3 separate regions of the Homo sapiens genome follow, and all the other regions are linked to region 1. Evidence: read pairs that join two places in POLR2A ChIA-PET (ENCODE). Cell type or tissue: A673. All regions are shown on one strand. Each heading gives the region's core, and the rest is flanking DNA. Links, peaks and the distances in the headings are about the cores only. Region 1 has its middle 19 kb from the start of CHP2. Region 2 overlaps PRKCB (protein kinase C beta). Region 3 overlaps PRKCB (protein kinase C beta).

What was found. Peaks named below come from ENCODE experiments on the same cell type or tissue, not always from the same donor. Only the 100,000 strongest peaks of a DNase experiment are listed, where the experiment ranks them.
Region 2: POLR2A ChIA-PET joins it to region 1 with 5 read pairs; 1 of 35 experiments calls an interaction of 5 or more read pairs at or near these places.
Region 3: POLR2A ChIA-PET joins it to region 1 with 5 read pairs; 2 of 35 experiments call an interaction of 5 or more read pairs at or near these places.

Annotation. Positions count from the first base shown.
Region 1 is chr16:23,732,516-23,738,669 of GRCh38, reverse strand. No RefSeq gene overlaps it. Among named protein-coding and RNA genes, the nearest start is that of CHP2, 19 kb to the left of the region's middle. In A673, for the core only: a CTCF peak has its summit at 3,294 (motif pointing left); a DNase peak (open chromatin) is centred at 3,269; H3K27ac peaks cover 1,779 bases.
Region 2 is chr16:24,185,158-24,191,311 of GRCh38, reverse strand. PRKCB (protein kinase C beta) reads right to left here. Exons shown (of 17, transcript NM_002738.7): 14 at 6,121-6,154; 15 at 5,745-5,852; 16 at 82-222. Among named protein-coding and RNA genes, the nearest start is that of MIR1273H, 15 kb to the left of the region's middle. In A673, for the core only: no CTCF peak of the experiment used is centred there; a DNase peak (open chromatin) is centred at 2,961.
Region 3 is chr16:24,011,069-24,017,222 of GRCh38, reverse strand. The region is part of intron 3 of PRKCB (protein kinase C beta); the gene reads right to left. Among named protein-coding and RNA genes, the nearest start is that of PRKCB, 180 kb to the right of the region's middle. RefSeq lists enhancers at 2,473-2,542, 2,653-2,772. In A673, for the core only: no CTCF peak of the experiment used is centred there; DNase peaks (open chromatin) are centred at 2,802 and 3,662; H3K27ac peaks cover 1,591 bases.

The DNA of each region.
Region 1 (6,154 bases), core at 1,810-4,309:
AGTGAGATCCCATCTCCTAAAAAAAAACAGAGTTGCCCTTGACTTTGGGTTCCACAGCATCAACTCTGACCCAGATCCTACAGTATCTTACCACTCCAGGGTTCCCAAACCCGCTCGCCATCAATTCAGATTTTAAAGAGAATAGATCTACTTGGCTTAGCTGGGATCAAGTGTCCACGCCTGGTCCAATCAGCGGAGTCCAGGAGTTCAAGACCAGCCTGGCCAACATAGAAAAACCCTGTCTCTACTAAAAATACAAAAAATTAGCTGGATGTGGTGGCACACGCCTATAATCCCAACTACTCAGGAGGCTGAGGCACGAGAATCACTTGAAACCAGAAGCAGTGAGCCGAGATTGCACTAACGCACTCCAGCCTGGGTGATAGAGCAAGACTGTCTCAAAAATAAATAAGTAAACAAATTCATACATACATACATACATATATACATACATACATACATACATACATACATACATAAAACTAAGCATCTAATTTGACTTCAGCCTTAAGAGAAACACAAATTAAAATTACACGGAGATACCATTTTTAATTTCTGAGAATAGAAAAAAGAATTCTGAAGTTGGAAAAATATACTGGTGGTGAGGCTCTCAGGACCTAGGCACTCTCATTTCAGTTTCTCCCTGTAGAGGGTTGTGTTCATTGGTATAACTCCTGCAGAGGTCATGTGGATACTATCCATTAAAATCCCAAATATATTATATGGACTCCTAGACTCAGCAATCCAACTTCTAAGAATTAACCCTACAGAAACACTCGCATGTTTGTAAAATGATATGTGCACAAGGTTATCTGATGCAAAATTGGTTTTTTACCTAGCCAAAAAAAAGAAAAAAAAGGAAACAGAAACCATCCAAGTGTCCATCAGGTTAAATAAAGTACAGTACCATGAAATAAAATGAAGCTGTAAGAAAGAGGGAAGGAGAGAGAAGAAGGAAAGAAGGAAGGAAGGAAGGGAGGGAGGGAGGGAGGGAGGGAGGGATGGAGGGAGGGAGGGAGAGAGGGAGGGAGGGAAGGAGGGAAGGAAGGAAGGAAGGAAGGAAGGAAGGAAGGAAGGAAGGAAGGAAGGAAGGAAGGAAGGAAGGAGGGAAGGAAGGAGGGAAGGAAGGAAGGAAGGATGGAAGGAGGGAAGGAAGGATGGAAGGAAGAAAGGAAGGAAGGAAGGAGAGGAAGGCAAGAAAGAAGGAAGGGAGAAACCTTTCTACAAACTCATATAGGAAGATCTCCAAGATATGTCACATGAAAAAGCTAGTTGTAGAACAATATGCATGATTGTGAATAATATGCTATCTTTTCTGTTAAAAATACAACAGAATGTGGCCAGGAGCAGTGGCTCATGCCTGTATTCCCAGCACTTTGGGAGGCCAGGGCAGGTGGATCACTTGAGGTCAGGAGTTCACGACCAGCCTGGACAACATGGTGAAACCCTGTCTCTACTAAAAATACAAAAATTAGCTGGGTGTGGTGGTGCACACTTGTAATCCCAGCTACTCGGGAGGCTGAGGCAGGAGAATCACTTGAGCATGGGAGGCAAAGGCTACAGTTACCCGAGATCGCACCACTGCACTGCAGCCTGGGTGACACAGTGAGACTCCATCTCAAAAAAATAAAAAACAAAAAAACCAGAGAATACCAAGAAAGTACATATCTATATATACATACATATGTGTATATATTTGCATAAATAAATCCAGAAGATGCCTAAGAAACTTATTTAGGAATGTGGGAGGGCATGGTGCATTTAGATGAATAGGGAGCAACAGTTAGAGAGAGTTCACACTTTGTATGTTTTTATATGGTTAGGTTTGAAACCATGTGAATGTATTACTTACTCAGAAATTAAATTAGGCCAGGCGCGGTGGCTCACGCCTGTAATCCCAGCACTTTAGGAGGTAGAGGCGGGTGAATCACAAGGTCAGGAGATCGAGACCAGCCTGGCCAACATGGTGAAACCCCGTCTCTACTAAAAATACAAAAATTAACTGGGTGTGGTGGTGGGTGCCTGTAATCCCAGCTACTCGGGAGGCTGAGGCAGGAGAATCACTTGAACCTGGGAGGCAGAGGTTGCAATGAGCTGAGATTGTGCCACTGCACTCCAGCCTGGCAACAGAACAAGACTCCATCAAAAAAAAATTAAATTAAAAAAATTCAATCTAATGTAAAAGAAAAAAACTAGTATCCAGGACATAAAGACAAATCTCTATATGCTGGGTGTGGTGGCTCATGTCTGTAATCCCAGGACTTTGGGAGGCTGAGGTGGAAGGATCACTTGGGTCCAGGAGTTTGAGACCAGTGTGGGCAACATAGCAAGACCTCCATCTGTATAAAAAAAAAAAAAAAAAACTTTAAAAATTAGCGGAGCTTGGTGGAACTTGCCTGTTGTCCCAGCTACTTGGGAGGCTGAGGTGGGAGGATTCACTTGAGCCTGGGAGGTCGAGGCTGCAGTGAGCCATGATCACACCAGCCTGGGCAACAGGGCAAGACTGTATCTCAAATTGAAAAAAAAAAAAAATCTACAATTTGAAAGCACAAATATTTTCTACCATTAACAAACAAACAAAATAAAACAGTATTTTTAATAATTAACTCCATCATTATTTCATCCTTAATTTCATCCATAATTAGCTTGAAACTCAAAATAATTATGCCGAGTGAAAGAAGCCAGACAAGAAAATAATCCATAGTGTACAATGCCATTTATACAAAACTCTACAAAATGCAAACTAATTTATAGTGACAGAAAGCGGATTGGTGGTTACTCAGGGATAGAAGAGCAGAAACAGGTGAGGAGTAGTTACAGAGAGGCAAAGAAAACCTTTGGGTCTGATGGGTGTGTTCACTATCTTGATTGTGTCATGGTTTCATAGGTGTGTGTGTGTATGTGTATATATATATCAAAACTTCTCAAATCATGCTCTTTTATATGTGCAATTCATTGTCAATTATGCCTCGATAAAGCATTTTAAGAGTTCATTTTATTTTTTCATTCTTAATTTCAATTTTATTATGTTTTATGATATAACAAATAGGACCAGAATTATGCGTACAACTTATAAATAATTATATATATATATATATATATATATATATATATATATATATATATATATATATATATATATTTGAGGGTGCAGGTTCAAAAATTTCTCACTGAAAGAGGCGTGTAATCACAAATGCGTGGCAACTACTGGTTGAAGCCAGTTTCAAACCCAAATACAGAAGCGAAGCCCACATGTTTAACTGCTACACTCTACTGCCCCCCGCTGGAAGTAGGTTTTGCATTAGGCCTTTAATTGGCTCCTCTGGGTTAATGTCACCAATTTAATGAGGAAAGATTTTCCAAAGATCTACTTAGAACCAAACCCTTCTGAACCACACACACACACACACGCACACACACACACACATAGCAGGAAACAGCCCCAGATCTTTCTGCCACACCAGCCTCGAGAGAGAAGAGAGGAACCATTCAAAGCTGTGAAAGAGAAAAAACAAAAACGAAACCATCAAGCCAGAGTCCAAACTTTCCCTAACACCTTGAATGGCCCCTCAGGAGGCCACGGATGGAAAGGGGTCTTCCCTAGAGGCCAACATTCCTCTTCACACTTTCTCCAGGTAAATAAAAGACTTAACACTAAGCCTCTAGCCAGGCATGGTGGCTGATGCCTGTAATCCCAGCACTTTGGGAGGCCGAGGTGGGAGGATTGCTTGAGCCCAGGAGTTCAAGATCAGCCTGGGCAACATAGCAAGACCTGTCTCTACTAAAAAAACATACGAAAATTAGCCGGCCGTGGTGGTGTGCACCTATAGTCTCAGCTACTCGGGAGGCTGAGGCGGGAGTATGGTTTGAGCCCAGGAGGTCTAGGCTGGAGTGAGGTGTGATCATCCCACTGCACTCCAGCCTGTGGGACAAAGCGAGACCCTGTCTCAAAAAAACAAAGCAAGGCTGAGCACGGTGGCTCACGCCTGTAATCTCAGCACTTTGGGAGGCCAAGGCAGGTGGATCACTTGAGGTCAGGGGTTCAAGACCAGCCTAGCCAACATGGCGAAACCCCGTCTCCACTAAAAATACAAAAATTAGCAAGGCGGGATGGCATGGGCCTGTAATCTCAGCTATGTGGGGGGATGAGGCAAGAGAATCGCCTGAATCCAGGAGGCAGAGATTGCAGTGAGCCAAGACAGCGCCACTGCGCTCCAGCCTGGGCGACAGAACAAGACCCTGTCTCAAAACAAACAAAACAAAAGCCAAACCTCTTGTCAGCCAGAGAGCCAGAGAGCCAGAGTTGCAAGGGAGAATTGCCAGAATAGAACTATTCTGACTGTAGTCTGGAGAGCTACTGTGAGTTCTGACAAAACCCACGGGCAGACCCTTGAGGACCTTACGAGTGTCTCTTTACTGGGTTTTTTTGTTTTGTTTTGTTTTGTTTCGTTTTCAGATGGAGTCTCACTCTGTCGGCCAGGCTGAAGTGCAGTGGCACAATCTTGGCTCAATGCAACCTCCGCCTCCCAGGTTCACGCCAGTCTCCTAACTCAGACTCCCAAGTAGCTGGGATTACAGGTGCCCACCACCACGCCGGGCTAATTTTTGTATTTTTGGTAGTGACGGGGTTTCCCCATGTTGGCCAGGCTGGTCTTGAACTCCTGACCTCAGGTGATCTGCCTGCCTCGGCCTCCCAAAGTGCTGGGATTACAGGTGTGAGCTACTGTGCCCGGCCATCTTTATTGTTGCTTCCAAAGACTTCTAAAGTGAGTGAGCTCATTGCTTCAGTTTCAGCCACACTATGACACACAGCCAAGAACTCACCTCCAATCCAGTTCCCATTTCAAATAATGTTCTATGAGGGGATCCACCCACACCTGGGATCTAGTCTGCAGGATTAGGCAATGCACCCAGGATAATCCCAGAGCCTAAGTAGACAGTTCCATGATCCGAAATAAGCCACCACCCTGCAAATGTTACCACTATTATCATCAGTTTCGTGCTTCCACCGAAATCTAAAACTCACAGCCAAATCATTCCATCCTAAGGAAATGAAAAGAAAAGAAAACAAAACAAAACAAAAACATGTCCAAAGGATTTTCTCTGAAATGCAATATAGCACAGAGGTTAAGAACTTCAGATTTGAAGTCAGATCACCAAGGTTCAAAGTCTGGCTCTTTATTTTATTTATTTATTTATTTTTCTTCTTAGACACAGGGTCTCACCATGTCGCCTAGGCTGGTCTTGAACTACTGGGCTCAGGCAATCCTCCCCCTCGGGCTCCCAAAGTGCTGGGATTACAGGTGTGAGCTACCATGCCTGGCCCTGGTTTTGTTGTTGTTGTTGTTGTTGTTGTTGTTGTTGTTGTTGTTGTTGTTTTTGAGACTGGCCTGCCTGGTTCTATAATTTATTTTTTTGTTTGTTTGCTTGTTTGTTTGTTTGTTTGAGATGGAGTCTTGGCCCTGTCACCAGGCTGGAGTGCAGATGCCCTATCTTGGCTCACTTCAATCTCCGCCTCCCAGGTTCAAGTGATTCTCCTGCCTCAGCCTCCCAAGTAGCTGGGATTACAGGCGCACGACACCACACCCAGCTAATTTTAGTATTTTTAGTAGAGACGGGGTTTCACCGTGTTGGCCAGGATGGTTTTGATCTCCTGACCTCGTGATCTGCCTGCCTCAGCCTCCCAAGTGCTGGGATTACAGGCATAAGCCACCGCACCCTGCACCTGTTTCTATAATTTAGCTTACAAGTTGTGTGTCTAGGGAAAGTTAACTCTAAACTTCTCCGAACCTTTTCTGTGACTCAATTTGGTCATAGATGAAATGGGGATAATAGTAGTAGTTACCTTGTAGGATTGTTGTGAGAAATATATGACACTATGTATGCAAGGCTCTTTGTACAGTGCCTGGCCCATAGGAAACGCCCTGTATCTTTACTGTTATTATTGTTACTGTTATTGTTTTTGTTTTGGGTTTTGGGGCATTTTTCTTTTTTTTGAGACGGTGTCTCACTTTGTCATCTAGGCTGGAGTGCAGTGGCACAATTTCAGCTCACTGCAGCCTCCATCTCCTGGGTTCAAACGATTCTCCCACCTCAGCCTCTCAAGTACCTGGGATTACAGGCATGCACCACCATACCCGGCTAATTTTTGTAT
Region 2 (6,154 bases), core at 1,979-4,478, 450 kb before region 1:
GGAGCATTTGGAAAACATGAGGCACAGGCAAGAATACCTTGTGTGTGAATACCCGGCAGTCAGAGAGAATGGGCTACTTACAGCTTTTGGCTTATAAGGGGGCTGGATCTCTTTGCGTTCAAGTTTCTCCCAATCAATATACCGGAAAAATGCATGCTCTTTGATATCACGTTCGCCTTCAGGTCCACAACCCAGACGTTTGCCTGGGTGTTTGGTCATCAGCTTCGAGAGAAAGAAAAACATTGAATTTGCTGAGTTTCAGAAGAGGAAATGTAAGACACTCAGAAATTATTACTCCAATGCATTAGGAAAGAAAGCGCAAATGAAGAATCTCAACTCATTTTTGTTTTTTGCTTTTTATCCCAGCAAAAAATCCCAGCCAGGAATTTGCAGGAGAGGACCTGATAATAGGACCCACTGCCAATCATCTGTTATGGTTAATCAAAACGAAGCCTGAATGTGGCCGTGAACTTCAAGTTAGAAATGCCACATGAGGGCCAGGCACAGTGGCTCACACCTGTAATCCCAGCACTTTGGGAGGCCTAGGCGGGCGAATCACAAGGTCAAGAGATTGAGACCATCCTGGCCAACATGGTGAAACCCTGTCTCTACTAAAAATACAAAAATTAGCTGGGTATGGTGGCACACACCTGTAGTCCCAGCTACTTGGGAGGCTGAGGCAGGAGAATTGTTGAACCCGGGAAGCGGAGGTTGCAGTGAGCTGAGATCGCGCCACTGCACTCTACAGTCTGGCGACAGAGAGAGACTCCATCTCAAAAAAAAAAAACAAAACCAAAAAAACAACCAAAAAAAAAAAAACAGAAAGAAAAAAATAAATGCCACATGATCCATTTATCCATTTTGGTTTAAGAATAAGTTTTGTGCAATTACCAGTGCATTTAATTAGGACAGTTTCAATATCTTCAAACTTCCCTCCTCCCACAACAAGAAAACTGGAGTTTGACAAAAGCAAAGGCTACATTCATTCAGATACCATTTGCATTTCTCAGTAAAGCACTTGCAAAAATGACAAAACAGAAGAAAAAGTATTAGTCAAAGGGGCCCAAGTTTCAAGTAATTACTTTCTGAAAGCCCATTAAATAGTCAAAACCTAGCCCAGCTCATTTCCCTTGTATCATACATTACACACAAAGCCGCTGAGGTTTCTTTGGTGTTCCGTTTAAATTACTTAATTATCAAAACCCTCCATCTTTGGGTCTCTGAGTGCTAAATAACAAGATGAATAGATGCGCCAAGATGAAACCAGACAGGCTTCCTCTTGTAAATGAGTCCAAAGCAGCATGAAAATATCTCTGATCTCAAGACTTGAGCAAATGCACAGGGAGTAAAGACAGAAGAGTTGGTGATTAATTAAAAAAAAAGAAAGAAGCATACAAGTCCAAAAGCTTTCCAGAGTTGACATCACATTGAGAAGCCCATGATGGCAGAATCTTCTGCCCAGGACTTGCTGATGATGGGGAAGGAATGAACCCAGAAATTCATTCCTACACTGTTGGACAGTCACTCAGCCTGTTGCCCCCTCGCAAGATAATTTGTGGTCTCACACACAAGCATGTACTTGTCATATAAAGTGTATCCTCCAGGGTGGGGAAATTAACTGAGCACTTACATTCTAAGCTAGCTACTTCTTTTTTTTTTTTTTTTTTTTTGAGACGGAGTCTCACTCTGTCACCCAGGCTGGAGTGCAGAGGCGCGATCTCGGGTCACTGCAAGCTCCACCTCCCGGGTTCACGCCATTCTCCTGCCTCAGCCTCCCGAGTAGCTGGGATTACAGGCGCCCACCACCATGCCCAGCTAATAATTTTCTTGTATTTTTAGTAGAGACGGGGTTTCACCATGTTAGCCAGGATGGTCTCGATCTCCTGACCTCATGATCTGCCTGCCTCAGCCTCCCAAAGTGCTGGGATTACAGGCAAGAGCCACCGCGCCGAGCTGCTACTTCTTTATTTACATGCATGAGCTTCCCTGATCATCATAATAACCCAATGAGGTGAGTATACTATTTTTCCCATTTGAATAAAAAGGCAATGAACACTCAGAGAAGTTGAGGAACAGTAAGGACTCCAGAGAGGAAGTGGTAGAGTCAGTAAGAGCTGGGTGCAGACTCCACCTCTGCCTAGCTCTAAAACTTGGGCTTTTAAGAAAAATGGGAGTGCATTTCACACGTGGTTTTCTCAGGAATTTTTGTGGCCTGGCTTTGTCAGGAGAGGTTTATGGAGGGTGAGGAAATTGAGCCAAGGCTTGACATTTGTGTAAGATTAGGATGGGAGGAAAGAAAGGGCAGTGAGGTTTTGGTTCACACTGATAATAACATCAATAACGGCTTCCGTGTACTGAGTATGACAACATCATATGCGTTCAGGCTCCGTGCTAAAGGCTTCCCGGCCATTACCCATTACTCTTTAAACTTTGCAACAATACTCTAAGGCCTCAGCAACTATTATCCCCCATTTTCCAGGTAAAGGATGTGGGTGCAGAGAAGTAAAGTCATCTGCCTAAGGTCAAACAGCTAAGGAGCAGGGCAAGGCTTTGAACAGCTCTGCCTGGCTCAGGACTCTTATAGCTTTATGTTCAGTCTCAGCTGTTCAGTGTCTGCTGGTTTTCACCCTAAGGTCCTGTCTATTTGGGCTTCTGTTTGCTTCAAGTTTGTTCAAAGTGGGAATAGCCATCTGAGTAAGGTTTTACTAATTTTTTTTTTTTAGTAGAAAATCGGGCCTTTAAGGGAATGGACATATAAAGGACACTGCTTCAATTAAACAGGTGACTGTTTTCAAAAGCTCAACTGAATTTCTGTCTAAGCAGGAGGATGCCAAGCAAAGAAAAGGTACTGCAAAAACATCCAGCATTAATTCGGAGTCTCTGCCCAGTTCCCGCACTCTGCTCTAATGTGCCCGAAGCCATGTAGACAGCTGGATTTAATCACTGTTCCAATCTCTGATCACCTCCCAGACGTATCCCCTGGGGCTCGCTGTTCCAGAGGAAGCATTTGGCTGTTTGCTTGAGCATCACTCGTTTTTGGAGTACCCTCCTTGAAGGAAGAGCCCCATTGGACTCAGCCCACTCAATTAATAATGGTCCCCAAACTCAATAGTAAGAGAGTCACCCCAGTTAATCATGAAGGTTATGGGTCCTGAATTAATAGAAAACGGCTCTACCAGGGAAACTGCTAATTGGAGCAGGAGCTGAAGGCAGCTGACCTGGAAAATGCTCTTTCCTCCATGACCCATTTAGAACCCCCAGCTGTCCAGGCAGGGCGGGCGTGTGAAGGGGAGGACCCTGTGGATGTATTAAACACCTACTATGTGCCCACATCATGCAAGGAGCTTTCTCTTATGTTATCTCATTTAATGCTCTCAAAAACTCTTTTCAATGAGTACTACTATTCCATTTTTTAAAATAAACAGAAGCCCAGAGATGCAAAGGAAGTGGCTTAAGATCTTGCACCTAGGCTGGGTGCAGTGGCCCATGCCTGTAATCCCAGCACTTTGGGAGGCAGAGGCAGGAGGATCCCTTGAGCCTGGGAGATCAAGGCTGCAGTGAGCCATGATCACTCCACGGCACTCTAGCCTGGGCGACAGAGCGAGACATTGATAAAACAAAACAAAACAAAACAAAACAAAACAAAACAAAACAAAAACACCTTGTGCCTAGAAAGTAGAAGGGTCAAGATTTGCAAAGGGTCCCTTGATCTCCAAAATCCCCTACTTTAAAAGTTGCAATTCCAGGGGATGCAAACTCAAATGCCAAGAGGAACCTGGCAGATAACACAATAGCGTCAGCACTAGTAATAGTAATAATAACTTCCAAGGGGCTTGGAGCAGAGTGCCAGCCTCTATTCTAAGTGATTTACAGTATTCAGCTGTTTAGTCATCAAAGAACCCAATGTGGAGTGCTATTATTATCCCCAATCTGCAGATGCCGTCAAACAACTTCCCCAAGGTCCTGCGGCAATTAATGCCTGAACCAGGATTTGAACTTGGAGAGAATTGGCCAAATGAGAACGTCTGAGAATTACAGAGGGCAAGCTCCAACTACAGAGGGCCATGGTTTCCAATCCAGCTGACTGGTGCTTTGTAAGAATGACAGGCCAATGTGGCAAGATCTGATTTTTCAAGAGAAACCTGAAAGCTGAATGTTTTTGAGAAATCTCTGGATCCTTATATGCTGGTAATTATTAAACAAACTAAAAGCTCCAGGTACCACCTTCTCTCTACCCGCCCCCACCCTTCAATAACTTGTCTACGGGGGCCTGTGGAGGCCTTCGTGTGTGCCTTTTTTTTCTTTATGGGCTTTGCTTGGGTTCCTAATGCACCTCTGGGACTCCCCTCTCTATTCTTCACTTTCTTTCTCCCTGCCTCACACCCTCAAAGAAAATATTTTCAAGCAATTCACTTTAGATGTTCGGGATTGAGACTAATTCACAGGTGGTTTCCCCAGGGATACATGCATCTTAGCCTATGCAGCTGAGGTGCAAACCTTAGGTGATTCATTGAGAGTGGGAATTTAGGCAGTGTGACAAGGCGCTTTTAGGCTGAGAGGCTGGCCCAGCTATTCCAAACTGGGCCAAGCCTCAGATTGGCCTGCCTGAGTTTCCCAGCTTTCCTTCACCCAAGACAGTGCATCCAGCATCTGGCTGGGGTCAGGAAGAACAAAGTAGGGCATGAAAAGTCTGCAAGCATCCCACAGATCTAGGACTGGCAGCCCTGGTTTATTCAGACACACAGGTGGGAACCCACTGATTAAGGCACGGCCATGTTCTAACCTGTACCACTGGGTGGAGGGAGAGCAAATCCTTTATTAGTATATTATGTGTAGAACATATTTTCTGGGCGTCTAATTCTATTGCTTTCAGGCTTCCATCAGAGTTGAAAAATCACTTCATTTGGACAGTATTTTTAAAGGCAGTGGTCTGCAAGCCAAATGGAGACTTTTCCAAAATACTCATACCCAGACTTAATCTCTGGGGTAAGGCAGAAGCATGTGCATTCTGGTAAGGCACTTCGGGTTATTCTGATGGCTCCAAAGGTGAGGGTCGCTGATCTTTAGGATCTCACAGAAGTCACTGTGAGTATGCCCTGGTCCAACACAAGATGCAAAACAAACAATCCTTCCCCATAAACACACATCCTGCTTTCTTCACAGGTGCCCTGTGCATAAACCGTAGATGTCCAAGCGTGCATGCCCTTTTAGCCATTTGTGTGTGTGTCTGGGGAGAGGAGACAGTGGGATTTTGAGTACATTGAATTTCAGTCTGCTTATCTAGAGAATTCCTTAACCTCAACACGGCGTGGTATTTTTTAGAACAAAAGTTGCACGCTCTTAGTATTAACTAAACACATACAGCAGAGCAGGGCAAGATAGCCTGAGTTGTGCAAAAGACCTCTTGTGCCCTTTCCCATGACTTCCAGCTCTTTGACAAAATCTCTGTGCTTTCTACCTCATTCATTCAATAAGCATTCCCCTGTGCTGGTTCAGAGACTGCAGCCCAGCCAGCAGCAAGACGCAGCTGCAGGCAGCTCTCTACAGCACTTCTGTGCAAATCAGAAAAAAAGCTCTCTCTCCTCCGGGAGGTAGCAGCTCCACATCAGGGTTCTCATATTGGCAAATGGAGTGAAGGGTGGAGTTCAGGCTGTGTTCCCCCCTGGTGGGGTGTTCTTGGGCAAGGTACAGCCCACATGCCTTTATGTGGTGGTCCTGGTCACAGCTTTAAGAGATGCACTTACCCCTTTGCAGATGGCCACAGCTTCCTTGGACATAGACTTGGGATAGGCTACGTTGTGTTCCATGATGGATTGGAAGAGTTCATCTTCATCCTCCCCTTCAAAGGGTGCCTGTATGACAGGGGAGGGTGGGAGGAGAAGAATCCCTGCTTGAACCCTCCCCCTAGCTCCCCTCAACTGGCAGACCCTCCTCCCTGGGGCCCACAGTGAAGCCACACACCCAGGCTTTCAAATGACCACAGACTTGTATGACCCCAAGGCCGGGAAAGTCATAGAGGTTCCAATTTATGAGCTGTTACCAAACATGCATTCTCCTAAAGAAACCATGTGGATGGGGGTAGGGAGGACTTCTCTTATCGATCACTTAAAATTCAATTACCTGCCCAGCCAACATTTCATACAGCAGGACTCCA
Region 3 (6,154 bases), core at 1,287-3,786, 280 kb before region 1:
ATTCTCGGCTCATTTTTTAATATTGTCTTATGCTCCACTGATCTGTCTCTCTCTCCCCACCGTTGCACCATACCATAGTATAAGCTCTTGGTATCTAGAGGCACACACCTTTATACCCACTGGCCCCTCCCCTAGCATTCCTGCTTACTTTCAAATTTTTCTTGGTTATTCTTATCCATGTATTCTCCCAGATTGTGCTGGAAATGCCAATCATTGGCTGCTTAACTTATTGACCCTTCTAGAAAAATTCCAACCTACAGCACCAGCTCAGTGGACAGTAAAGCATCTGACCTCATACTTCCAGCCAATGCTGAATAGACCAAGGTTGGGTCAGTGATATGAAATTTATGAAGGAAGAACTGGGCCAATCAGAATTTAGAATAAGGAATTGTGCAGAGCTGGGTGCTGTGGCTGAGCTAAGGGGTGAGGTGGGATGTGATATAGAACCACGGCTGCCAGGAGAAAAACAGATTGGGGGAGCTAGGGGTGGAATTCACATGTAATTTGAGCCTTCTTGTGTTTTTCCAGAAAAGATTTTTTCCCCCATAAACTCTCTTAGTTGGGGCCTAAGTATTTATTCCTAGGTATTTTACCTCTTTATTGCTATTTTAACTGGGATTTTTTCAAATTTATTTTAACTGGTTGTTGCTAAAATACAGAAAAGTTATTGTCATTTATATCTTTATTTTATAACCAGACATTCTTGGCAAAGGGTATTTGATTATTTTCTTGGGTCTTCTTGGTAGACAACATTTGCCATCCATGTTAAGCGAGTCTTTTCTGCTTGGAGATTTATACCTGTTGTTTCAACGAGTGATCTTAGTTCATTAGCCAGGCCAGCAGCTCTTAGCCCGGGTATGCCAGCCTCTGTAGCATACCTGAAAATGTCTTCCAGAGATGTATTTCTAGCTTTCACCATGACCACCCAGGCCGCTGGGTGAAACTCACAGCCGTGGTGAGCCACGATTTTGATGGGGAATACTGTATTCTCAAAACGTTGGTTAAAAGCTGGGAAGAAATGGTGACCTTGGGCCAGCTCTCTTGATGTTATCCCTAGTTAACCTTAACTGTCTAGGAACAACAACCCTAGGGGGAGCTAGGATAATAACCCTAGCGGTAGTTATCCCTAGGGGATAACAATATTTGTTTTGTGAGGTTCTAGGGAATGAATTACCCACAACCTTTAAAACAGCTGCCTGACACAGAGCAGGCACTCAATAAGTACAAGCTATTATTATTAACTATTAATTATTAATTATCACTGCTCAGGGCATCCCTGTGCCTACTGAGTTGTGACTTTTCCCAATAAACCTTATATATATTTCCACTTCTTGGACTTCAGTCTTGATTTCCTGTGCCAATTCCTTCTACTACAGCTATAAGCCATTCACTTATTTAACCATTTAGTCACCAAATATTCGTTGAGTACCTTCCCTATGTCAGTCTAGTTGGGGAAAACAATAAAGAAGCATAAACCAATGTACACTTCCAACAGCTGCAAAGGAGACACTCAGTGCTTAGAGAATTTACAAGGAGAGTGTCGGCTGGATAGAGTCAGGAGGGCTTCCCTGAGAAAATGAAGTTTAAGCTGAAATCTTAAGGAATTAGAGGGTGTAACCAGGCGATGGCCACCTAGCTGGGGCTCTGCCCCATGGGAAGGGAGTAACTGCTCCACTGCATGAGGTTCAGAGTCAACCCAGGTAGACCTGGCTGACACCACCCCACCTCCACCTGCTGGCTTCAGGCTCTGCCTCAACCCCCGTGACCTGTTCCCAGCTTGGACCCCTCAGCCAAAAGACCCTAGCCCCACTGAGAGGGAGTTTAGCATGAGATCAGGGGTCAGATTCTATAGCTGGAATGTGCAAATTCAACACCAGCTCTGGTAATTTCCAGTCGTGCAGCCTCGAGCAAGCTACTTGAGTTATATAAGCCTTGATTTTCTCACCTGTAAAATGGAGAGAAGAGCTGTCACATGGAGAGAAATGACAGTGCTGGAGCAGACACTTCAAGGCCAGACTGTCTGAGATTGACTCCCAACTCAATGACCTCCCAGCTGTGTGACTTTGGACAGGTTACCCAACCTCTCTGAGCTTCAGGGTCCTCATCTTTAAAATGGAAATAAGGCCAGGCGCGGCAGTTCACACCTGTAATCCCAGCATTTTGGGAGGCCAAGGCGGGCGGATCACTTGAGGCCAGGAGTTCGAGACCAGCCTGGCCAACATGGTAAAACCCCATCTCTTCTAAAAATACAAAAATTAGCTAGCTGGGCATGGTGGCGGGTGCCTGTAGTCCCAGCTACTTGGGAGGAAGTTGAGGCAGGAGAATTGCTCGAACCCAGGAGGTGGAGGTTGCAGTGAGCCGAGATCATGCCATTGCACTCCAGCCTGGGTGACAAGAGCAAGACTCTGTCTTAAATAAATAAATAAAAGGAAATAATAATCACACTAAATCCTCATAGGATTATGAGAATTTAATGGATTAATATTTGTAAAAGACTCAGCACAGTGCCTGGCACATCATATATACACTATGCAAGTGTTTGCTGAATATAATGAGCCTGCTTTCTAGATGTGTACAGATTAATGAAATCACAATGATGATGCTTAGCTTGGCACAGTGACTGGCATGTAGTATCCATATGACAAATGTTAGCTTAGAATAAAAATGACATCTGTGATCTTGGGCAAGTCACTGCCATGGTCTGGTCTCAGTTCCTCCTTCTGAAAACAAAGGGGTTAGGCTTGGTATTCCCCAGGGGGCCTTCGAGTTCTGGTGGAGGCTGTTCACAGAGTGAGCCCCACCTCTTCCTGTGCAGGCCGGGTTGTGCATTCATTGCTCAGGGTGTACAGTAGTTTCAGGGAATAGTCACATGGCAACGGATCACACCCACATTATAAATAAATCCTCCATCACCCACAAAACCACACCCATCTCCTCCCCTCCCCACCCCTCTCCCCCTGCAGTGCCGTAAGCCAACTAAGGGAAGTGGTCTGAGCACCCCTTTTTGCTAAGTGGGGGGTCCCGTAAATGCAAGATCACAACATAAGATTATTCAACTTGCAAAGCCGCTGCCAGCTTGGTTTCCAGGTGCAGCCCTGGATGCCCAGCTTCCTGACAGCACCCTCTGTCACAGAAGCTCTCAGCACACCCAAGTCTGCATTTCAGAAGAGCAGAAAGATCCTCTGTATAGAAGGACACGGTGAGTTTGTGAATTACAGAGGAGCCTCCCATTCCTGCAAAGGATGCTGCTGGAGCAAATGCCTGCCAGGTGGCCATCTGCACCGGGGACTCTGCACACAGCAAGTCCAGGCAGGCTCTGATCCTCATGACCGCTAGAAACAATGACCCTGAACCAGCAGGCCCGCATAGACAAGGGCCCTAACTGAGGAAGGTGAATTCTGTGCAGGCCAACTCTGATGTCTATACTTTTTTTTTTTTTTTGCAATTCCACATCTCACCTTTCATCTTTTACCAAGAACCTCACTAGGACGCCACTCTGCTGAACAGACAGGTATTGAAGAGCTATTATGTTCATGCAGCATCCTAGGTGTGGAGTGATCAAACAACGGATGCCAACCCCACCTTCAGGGATTTACAGATCCCAGCAGGGGGTAATAATTACTAGTGCAGTAACAGCTACCACATACAGCACTCACCATGTGCCAGGCACTGTTCCAAGCGCCTTACATATTATGAACTAATTTGATCCTCAACGACCATGTAAAACAGGTTTTTGACTATTCCTATTTTATAGGGGAGAAAACTGAGACACAGAGAAGTTAAGTAACTCGCCCAAGGTCACACAGCTAGTGATTCATTTTTATCCAGAATCTGGGTTCTTTGTCACCATGTAAGTAAATATTAGGTTGGTGCAGAAGTAACTGTGCTTTTGCCATTATTTTTAATTACTTTTAACTAATTACTATTGCACCATTATTTACAATAGCAAAAACCGCAATTACTTTTGCACCAACCTAATATTTAGATGTCCCTAAGATATGTGACAGCAAGAAGAGGTATGTGGTGTGCTGAGTACAAAATATTGGAAATGGGCCTGGTCAGGGAGGTCAGGAAGGGCTTCCCTGAGGAAGTGATGCTTGAGCTGCAGTCTAGAGGACCAGCGTGAGTTGACCAGGGCCCTTAACCCTGCATGCAACTGAGAGGTTCTGAATCAATCAGAGATTTGGACTTAGTTGGTCTGGAATGGGTGCAGACACTGCATTCAGTTAAAAAGCCCTGCAGAAGATTCTACAATGCAACTAGAATTGAGACCCACTGAACTCACAGGGAAGAAGAGAGAGAAGAGTATCTCAGCCAAGGGAGAAGTATGTGCAAATGCCTGGTGGCAGGATGAACAGAGGAGTGAACGAAGGTACTCAGAGTGGTCAAGCAAAGGCTGGAGGGACCCTGACGCCAGAGCACGCAGGGCCTCATGAGTAGGACAATCATATCCTGTATCTTCCAACAGGGACTCTTGTGAGGATGACAAGGGCACCAGCCTTGTGGTACGCTGACACAACAGAACAAACCAATTTGGTTTATAGGCAAGCTTGGCAGAGGAGGACGTATGTCCACCCTGCTTCGCAGCCACTTCAAAGAGTATTTACTTTGTCCCAAGAACAATGGGAAGCCATTGACATGTTTTCAACAAAGAGGATGACATGATCACATTTGGTTTTTAGAAAGGTGTGGAAAGGGTAGGCCAGTGAGACAGAGAGGAAGCAGGGAGACAGGACCAGAGGCTACTTGTCCAGAGAGGGTTAGTGGAGTTGAACAAGGGTCCTCTCAGTGAGGATGGGACATGGTGGCTAAGAGCAGGCTCTAGAGCCAAACTCAAATCCAGACTCTGCTTATTAGTTATGTGACCTGGCAAGTCAGTTCACTTCTCTGGGCCTCAGTTTCCTCCTCTATAAAATAGGTGTTAAAAAAGCATCTTTCTCATAGGGTGAGGATTAAATGAGTTAGCATATATCAATCACTTAGAACAGCACGTGGCATATGATAGGTGCTACATACATGTCAGCTATAATTATTTAGGAGGCACTATAGGATTTGGCCATGGAGAGAAAATGAGGGTGAAGGAATGTCTGGGAACACAGAGCAAGATGCCCCAAGAATTGATCACTGCTCAGTGGAATTTGGGAGATTCACAGTTAAGGAGTGAAAAGGATCAAAGACAGAAAGTTTCATGAGGAAAGGCTGAGATGCAGCATTAAGGAGTGAAGCCAGGACCTAAAGACCAACACTGAAGGCAAAGCAGGTTCAGGCCTCTGGGTCAAGCAAACATTTCTATGATATGCTAGGCACTGTTTTAACCTCTTTGCATAGGTTAACTTATTTAATACTCACCCTAAGAAGTAGTATATTATCATCTTCACCTTGTAAATGAAGAAACAGGAACAGAGAGGTCAAGTGACTTATTTAAAGTGCACAGCTAAGGTGGGACACAATGGTTCATGCCTGTAATCCCAGCACTTTGGGAGGCTAAGACCCATCCGGGCAACATAGCAAGACCCCATCTCTACAAAAAAATTTAAAATTAGCCAGGTGTGGTGGTGTATGCCTGTGGTCCTAACCACTCAGGAGGCTGAGGTGGGAGGATCACTTGATCCCAGGAATTGGAGGCTGCAGTGAGCTATGATTGCACCACTGAACTCTGGCCCCAACAACAGAGTGAGATCCTGTCTCAAACAAAACAAAATAAAACAAAACAAAACAATGAAAACAATGATACACAGCTAGTAGGTACCAGAGCCAAGATTGGAGCCCAGGCAGGCTAGTTCCAAAGTCCACACTCTTTATTAACTTGCAAGGCCACAAACCTGAGCCTATGCATTTCACTCTGCTCTCATCCACAAACTACCCCTGAAAGTATCAGAAGGAATTGTTTAAAAATGGGATAAAATCTATTTCAGCCCAGAAACCAGGGAAAGGTACCAAGCAAATGCCAGAAATGCTTTTCAATAGATAGAAACAGTGAGACTGGAATTGTGGGAAGGACGACCTGGCCCAGTCCTTCTTACCCTACCTCCAATTTAAAAAAAAATAGAGTGGTGGCTGGGCATGGTGGCTTATGCCTGAGTAGTCCCAGCACTTTGGGAGGCCAAGGTGGGAGGATTGCTTGAGCCCAAGAGTTTGAGACCAGCCTGGGCAA